Regions from separate parts of the Homo sapiens genome. Here region 2 is linked to region 1. Evidence: chromatin loops called from intact Hi-C (ENCODE). Cell type or tissue: IMR-90. All regions are shown on one strand. Region 1 overlaps CHL1 (cell adhesion molecule L1 like). Region 2 overlaps CHL1 (cell adhesion molecule L1 like).

What was found. Peaks named below come from ENCODE experiments on the same cell type or tissue, not always from the same donor. Only the 100,000 strongest peaks of a DNase experiment are listed, where the experiment ranks them.
Region 2: it touches region 1 in a loop (2.9-fold over the local background); 1 of 110 quality-filtered maps calls a loop at or near these places.

What each region holds. Positions count from the first base shown.
Region 1 is chr3:241,034-245,033 of GRCh38, forward strand. CHL1 (cell adhesion molecule L1 like) reads left to right here. Exons shown (of 28, transcript NM_006614.4): 2 at 3,580-3,659. Among named protein-coding and RNA genes, the nearest start is that of CHL1-AS2, 46 kb to the left of the region's middle. In IMR-90, no CTCF peak of the experiment used is centred here; DNase peaks (open chromatin) are centred at 2,438 and 3,228.
Region 2 is chr3:344,680-348,679 of GRCh38, forward strand. It overlaps CHL1 (cell adhesion molecule L1 like), which reads left to right. Exons shown (of 28, transcript NM_006614.4): 9 at 1-30. Among named protein-coding and RNA genes, the nearest start is that of CHL1-AS1, 39 kb to the right of the region's middle. In IMR-90, no CTCF peak of the experiment used is centred here; a DNase peak (open chromatin) is centred at 1,742.

The DNA.
Region 1 (4,000 bases):
GGTGCCAGGCAGTGACATTGGTACAACTAATATATGCCCTTATGGAACTCAAGATTTCTTATGTTAAATACAGAATAAAGGAAGTAGGAATATTTATAGCTGTTAGGCCTTTAGTTAATTTTGTCTAGATGGAGTTTCAAATTACTTATGATTTGTTGTCAGTTCAGTGCATAAGGAGAAATTTATCTTATAAATAGCTTAGAAAGGAGTCATGTCATAAAATGACATGTCTCAAAATGTCTTGTGAAGCCAAGTTTTCTTCCAGCATGGCAAGCAATCACCATTTCTCTTGCTGAGCATCTAATGAAGTCATAGGTTTGATGTAGAGGGTATGTTGTGTGAAAAGTACTACTTTGAAATATTAGATAACTTCAGAGTCACAACATGCTCATATTCAGAAAACAAGTGACCCTGACTTCCGCTGATCCGCAGCTCTCATATTACACCAGCCATGGGTAGGTTGTTTGCTGAGTGTACCCTCATAACCCAGTTTTTACTGTATCTTGCTCTTCAGCAAGTGCTGTTTCTCCTTCCAGTATACTTCTCTCTGGTTTTTTTTTTTACTTTGCCTCAAGTCAGTAGAGTTTAATTTAACTAGTTTTTTTGTGCATATACTATATTTTCTTTCAGTCATACTTTTTAAATCTTAGTTACAAAGCACACAACCAATAAGGACCCAAATGTTGTTTCGCCTTAAATTACTTTCTTTTTAATATTTTCTTTTTAATATTCCTCTCCATTCTTGTTTTACATTTGGTGGGTATATTTATTTGTATCTCTTAAGTAAAAGAAACTAAGGGACTTTGAAAAAAAAACAACTTTTCACTAATAACAGAGAATAAGTAAGACGTTAGTATCTATGTCAATGGTGGTGAGGGAAAGGGTAAATGCTTTCTAGAGTAAATAAATTCAAAGGATTGTATGTCATGTTAATATAACAAAAACAAAATTAGAAAGACGTTTTCTTAGATTATAGTAGTGTATTGTGTATATACCCTTATCTAATAGTGTTTGAGTCTATCCCTCCACTATATGTATATCCTAAATTGTACAGAGACACTAGTATGCTAAAATTTATCATAAGAAAAGATTAAAAGGAGAGAAATGTTTAAAAATGAGATGAAAAACCATAAGTACATGTGTGTGTATGTATATATATATGTGTGTGTATATATTTCCATATTTCTTGTTTCATTCTAAAGGATGGTCTGTGCATCTCTTTCCAGAGATCATGCACCTACAACATGAAGGAATGAAAGAAAACCTAATAATACAGAGACTGGCTGAGCGCGGTGGCTCACGCCTGTAATCCCAGCACTTTGGGAGGCTGAGGGGGGCAGATCACGAGGTCAGGAGATCGAGACCATCCTGGCTAACACGGTGAAACCCCGTCTCTACTAAAAATACAAAAAATTATCCCGGCGTGGTGGTGGGCGCCTGTAGTCCCAGCTACCTGGGAGGCTGAGGCAGGAGAATGGCTTGAACCAGGGAGGCAGAGCTTGCAGTGAGCCGAGATTGTGCCACTGCACTCCAGCCTGGGTAACAGAGTGGGACTCCATCTCAAAATAAATAAATAAAATAAAATAAAATAAAATAATACAGAGATAATTCTTCATTTACAATAAACACTAAGAACACATGCACACAAACACACACACACACACAGAGAGAGAGAGAGATTAGATTAGTAGCAAGGAACTTACATACATGATTAATGTGAATGCCTTCTGAACCAAAGCTGAAGGAAGCAGATGAGAGCTCTGTGGGCGTAGGCTGCTGCTGTGAGCATACAAATAAGTTTGATCATAGCTACAGTCTCCATGCCTAATGTCAAACAACTGTCTTGAAAATCCTAAGTGAGAGTGGGGTGGGTAATTCAGCACAAGTACTGATCTCTGTTGTCATGAATGTCCTTGACAGTGGTAAGAAGTGGGGACCCATTGGGAAGAGCCACCTGAGGTGGCTTCATGACATGATGGATTTTGAAGAGATGTCTTAGACAGATCTAATGTTAGAACAATAAAAGTGGTACCATGGCTGTAGGAGATCCTGAATGCATGACATTCTTTATCACTGGGATAAAGAACATTCTAGATTAAGTCATGTAACATTCACCTCAGCAAATGGAACAGCAGGGTCAGCAAATCTCATTTTGAGTCAACAAATGCAAACATTGCATTATTTCTTTTCCCCACTGAGAGACTGTCGTAACACACATAGGATGCTGGACACAGCAACATGGGAGCCAGGTTCTGTACTCTTCTACTTAGGTAAACTTCTGTCAGCCCGCAGAAGTCAGTGAACACAATTATATTAAAACAATGTGTACCATGGACCCATTGGTCAGAAGCCATATTAAATGCAGTTTCATGCATGGTTAGTCATCCATAAACATTTCTGCTTGTAATAATAATGCGGTCAGAAGTAGGCCTTGTGGGGCTGAAAAGAGGTTACTAAACAAAAGTATTAAGGACACAGTCTGTGCAGTGTGTCACTTGGTCAACTGGAAAGCAGTGACGACTTTTCTTATACTTGCCAGGGTGGAATTCTTCTCAGTGTATTGGTGTGAGGTTCTCTCCGGAGGCATTGCAATCTGTTTCTAACTACTTGGCAACAGCTTTTGGAATAAGGCCAAAAAGATTGTCAAATAATACACAGAGTGGAAATGAGCTGTTTGAATTTTTCAGCCATCCTTCCTTTTCTTAGGGCCAAAGATGTAGTTTTATAAATCTCCTTAATTAGTAATTTCTACCAGAATGAGTTAGAATTATTACATGGAATTTAGCTCTTCTGAATGATGTTCAGTCATTAAGTTATGACAGCTGGTATGCAAAAAAATGTTGACTTATTCCAATCGTTCTGATGCCTAATAGAAAGTAGAGTTTTTTAAAAGCATGTTCATGGGATGGCATTCAAAAACAAGCTTAAGCAATCTTTCTGAGATTGGGAGCCAATCCTTGAGACACCTGGGAATGAACAGTAAAAGGATTGGATATATTGGTTGAATCAGTCTCCTCATTTCACATGTTGATGTTTTAAGAGATAGGCGGCTTGGCAAACCATGGTGAGAGATGACCTCTTGAGTTGAAGGCTTATGTTCACTCTGTAGTTCAGAGGTCTGATCTTTCAATGCTTCCTGACGAAGCTCTCCTCGTTTTGGTCCATATCGTTTTATTTTGAAAGATTAGTCACAGCATCAGACAGATGCAAGTAGCTATTGTGCCAGACAGGTCAGGAGAACCGCTATGTAGAAATGCTTACAGTTGTGGTCTGTTGCAAAATACGTGAATTCATGAGAGAAGACACATCGATAATGTTTTCAATGAGAAGTGTAATTACGTGGCTGCTTTTTGCATGCCTGCCCTCTCTCCTCCTTTTGTTCCTTGACAGAAATTCGCAGGACCCCTTTTTTAGCAACAGAGCAATACTATAGCTTAGGTATTTGAGTGGAAATTTTGAGGGGTGTGGGGAGAAAGAAAAATTAAATCCATTTTTTTAAACAGAAAATGTAAGAATTAATTTAAAAGTGACTCAAATGATAATTGTTTCCAAAATTACAACTTTCTAATCTATCCCTAGGTGCTGTAAACTGCAAACCATAATCCTGTCTTAATACTGCAAACAAATCATAGTGGAACTAAGGGGAACTTAATTTACTGGTAAGAGTATTTTCCTTAATCAGTTGTTTTATGCATTTTTGATTGTATTTAATTATTGCAGTACATAGGGCAGGAGTCACAAAAGATAAGGATAAGGAGACGTTGCAGAACTTTTGTCTTCACTACGGTCTTAGCGTAGATATGGACCAGATATATCATATAGTGAAGGTTTTTTTTGTTTTTTGAGTTCCATTAAATTGCTGGTTTATTTTTGAAAGAGCAAAACCCTTACCTTAAAGTTATTTTTCTTGTTGGCTGACCTGTTGGCATATTTGAAAGTGGCATATTTATAATATTTATCAAAATGTCATTTTTAATAGAAAAAAATAGTTTCACCACTG
Region 2 (4,000 bases), 100 kb after region 1:
CTTGCTGCTTGAGTGTTTTGCTGAAGGCTTGTGAGTAACCTGACTCTCACTCATGACTTTGTCCATCCAGTTCTGTAAAGAATAAGACATCAAGCACATTAAGACTGTGCTTGCAAAGATATTTTAAAATTATTTCCTTAAAAAAATTAAATTCTGCCGGGCACTGCAGATATTCTGCTCAGGACTGTTATTCCAGGTACTTAAGAGGCTGAAGCAGGAAGATTGCTTGAGCCCAGGAGTTGGAGGCTGCAGTGAGCTATGATAATGCCATTGCACTAAAACCTGGATGACAGAGAAAGACCTCATCTAAAATAAAATGAAATTAAAATTAATAAAATAAAATAAATAATAAACATAAATTCTGTCATTATATCTCTGGAGGAAGTAATTTGTACTTCACTCTACAGACTTCAGGCAGTAACAGGCTCATAAAATTAGATCTCTCTGTCAATTTATGATATTGTGGATGGAGGGGATGATGATAACATTCTCCTTAGTTAAGTTTAAGAAGCCTGAGGTTGTTGGTAGTCAGTCCCTCACTTTTGGTGCTGAGTTTTCTCTCTATGCTATACTACTTGCCCCACTCCTGTTTGCTATGTTACTTACTAAATCTGCTGCTTTGCAGGTTCCAAGGAGCCCTATTTATATCTATTTTTACTCTGCTGCCCTTTGCACACATGGAGGTCCAGACCATGTAATTTAAGAGAGTTTTACATCAAAATCTAATTAAGTGAACTTTCTTTACACCTGAAAAAGCAATCCATTTATTTATTTATTTATTTATTTAATTATTTATTCATTTATTCATTTATTTATTTTTTTGAGACAGGGTCTCACTCTGTCACCCATGCTGGAGTGCAGAGGCGCGATCTCAGCTCACTGCAACCTCTGCCTCCTGGGTTCAAGCGATTCTCCTGCCTCAGCCTCCTGAGTAGCTGAAGCTACAGGTGTGTGCCACCACACCTGGCCAGTTTTTTGTATTTTTAGTAGAGACAGGGTTTCAACATGTTAGCCAGGAAGGTCTCGATCTCCGGACCCTGTGATCCACCTGAGTTGGCCTCCCAAAATGCTGGGATTATAGGCATGAGCCACCGGGCCCAGCCCGCAATGCACCTTTTTAAATCCTCCAAGAAAACCCTAAAGGACCTCACTTGGTCACCTCTTAAAATTGTTCCATTTATTAACTACTGTTAAGTACATGTAAACAGGGACCATCTTATTTAATATTTAATCATACAGGGTCTCCTATTTTTACCACTATCCTTCCGAACTTACGGTCCTTCCCTACCATTGAGGATACCTTGGGAAAATGCATTCCAGCTTCCTAGCACCTGGGATTACTCATTTGAAATATAATCTGTTCGTAAGCTAAGGGCTTTGGGGACTCTAGTTAGTGGACTAGGATTTGAAATTCAAAAAATCATATTCATTCATAATTTAGAGTACATTCTGAACGACTGGTTTAGAAATGGAGCAGATTTTATTGGTTTTACAGCCCCTAAGCTTTGTAAGTTTCTCTTTCCAACCACCAAAAATATCAAAGTTGCTTGTCTGTCTTCAACTCCCAATGTGTATTTACATAAATTAGTTAGAAGTACTATGACACAGACTCTGTTTGGAATGTTTGGTCTGTGTATTATTTTAGAAGAGGAAAGTCTCATATTGAGTTTGAATCATGATGGCAACAACCTGCTCTACTGGTTGTATTTGTACATGTTTACAGTGGTAGAAATTACATTCTTGCAGAGTTCATCACTGTATTGAGTTGGGCAGGGTGATCCTTTCTGTAATTCTTTTTTCTTATTTCCCACAAATGCCTTCACTGACCTCTTGGATTGACTAGCAACTGCGCAGAATGTCTTCAAAATAATGAAATGCTCTCATGTGCTTTTTAGAAAATGAAGAGTCATGAAGGAATATATAAAAACAGAGTGGATGAAAATATATGTTGTTGTGAGGACATGAAAATTCTTGATGCGCTGTCCTAAGACTTTTCACCTGAAGTAGTTTCTTCTTACTCATACTGATTTTGTGTTGGGTAATCCTGTCTGATCTGGGTCGTCTCTCAGAAGATGATACATTTTTAAAAAGTTTTTTGGGTCCTTTAAAAAACTCTTTCTAAGAAGTTTTCAAGCCATTAACCTCCTATAGTAACAAAAATAATTATAATTAAAGTATTGTACTATTATTTTGTGTCAAGCACTATATTTGGGTCTTTGAAAACTAGTCTAATTGTCTAATACATTTTACTTGAAAGAATAAAGTAAAATGATTATCTATAAGTGTCAGGTGAACATGAGATATAATTTATCTCAAGATAGGTCTATATCTTGGCAAGAATTTCCAGCTATATTCTTGCAAATGTTTTTCATTTCCTTTTGTTTTAGATTTAAGGGATATTTACCAACAGTATCTGAACAAATGTGTTTTGAGGGAAAACTTATAAAATGGCCATAGATGGACTCATGTGCACTGCTCAAATAGTTTTTTTTTCTGTTTTGTAAATTCGTGGGTTTAAAGTAGGTATAATTCTTTCACAAGATACTACTTTATAAATAGAGAAATATGCAAATAAAAGTTGGCCAGACAAGGACCTGAAAAAAATTGAGATTATGAGGTAGTGTATTTTGTGTGCAAAAAGGCATTAAGCAATATATTTTCCCTCAAAACACATTGCTTAAATGCTGTTAGTAAATGTTATTTAAATTTAAAAAAAGGCAGGAGGTATAAAAAAATTGGCAAGAATAGAGCTGAAAATTTTTGCCATGGTATAGACCTATCCTGAGATTAAATTATATCTCATTTTCACATAATACTTTAGATCATTATTTTACTTTATTCTTTCAAGTAAATGGTATTAGAAAATTAGACTAGTTTTCAAAGACCCAAAGACTAGGGAGTCCGGGAGATCTTGCTGAAAGTGAGTTACTTGCTCTAATAAAGGATGGACTCTTGAAAAAATCCTGTTTTAGGGGAAGTGAGTTCCAGAGCAGCCTATAACTTGGCAAATTGTCATTTTGACAGATGGAGTGAAAAGCCAGCAGTTAGGAGACTTGAGCTATGCATCCTCTTAGGTGGTGTGCTCAGAAAGCCAGCAGCTAATATGCTCTCACAGCTGTCTGCCCAGGCATCATTACCATTTCCTACACAAGCGTGCCATGTGCTCTTAGCCTGGTAAAATATAAGATTATTATTCCAGGCTGCACAGCACGTTAGTGTTTGAGGCTTGAAGGAAGAAGGAAAAGAGTAGATATATAGAGATTAAAGAGCCTTCATCTTTACCTCCAATTTTTTTTGCATAAATAACTGAATTATTTTAACCACAAACTATCAATACAAATAATTTGAGAATATTGACACACACGATTTCAAGGAATTGCTCAATTATTACATAGTAACTAATGGGCAATTTGACAGGAAGCATATATTCTAAGACTATAGAGTTAGGAAGGACATAGGTTGAAAAGCACAAAATAATAGAACACACTGATAAAAAAGGAACAAGTTTAGAGTAGACAAATATAAGTTGGGGTATATCATTTATTGCTCCAGTGACCTTAAGAAATTAATTTATTGGAGCTTCAGACTCCTTACTGTTAAATGATCACAATAATATGCCCATCTTTAGAACTCACCAAATAACCTACAGCTACTAATAACAAGAAGAAATATGGAGAGGAAAAGTGTTGCATCAATAAAATTAGCAAAGTTGTTTCTCCTACTCACTTATAGAACCTGACTGGGGAAGAGAAAGAGACAGTCATCCTTCATTTAGAACCAACCCTTTATGCTTTCCACATAATTTTTAAATCAAATGAGTCACAGAAGGTATGACTTCTGCACTTGTCTGCTTTTCATGAGGAGGGGTTTTTCTTAATGTAGCTGCCTTGACTCCCCAGTCCTTTTTTCCTCCTTACTAAGGTGGGGAAAGTTATCATGCTGGTGTGTAACAAGTTATCATGCTGGTTTTGTTTTGTCTTTACTTTCCTGTTTGTTTTGA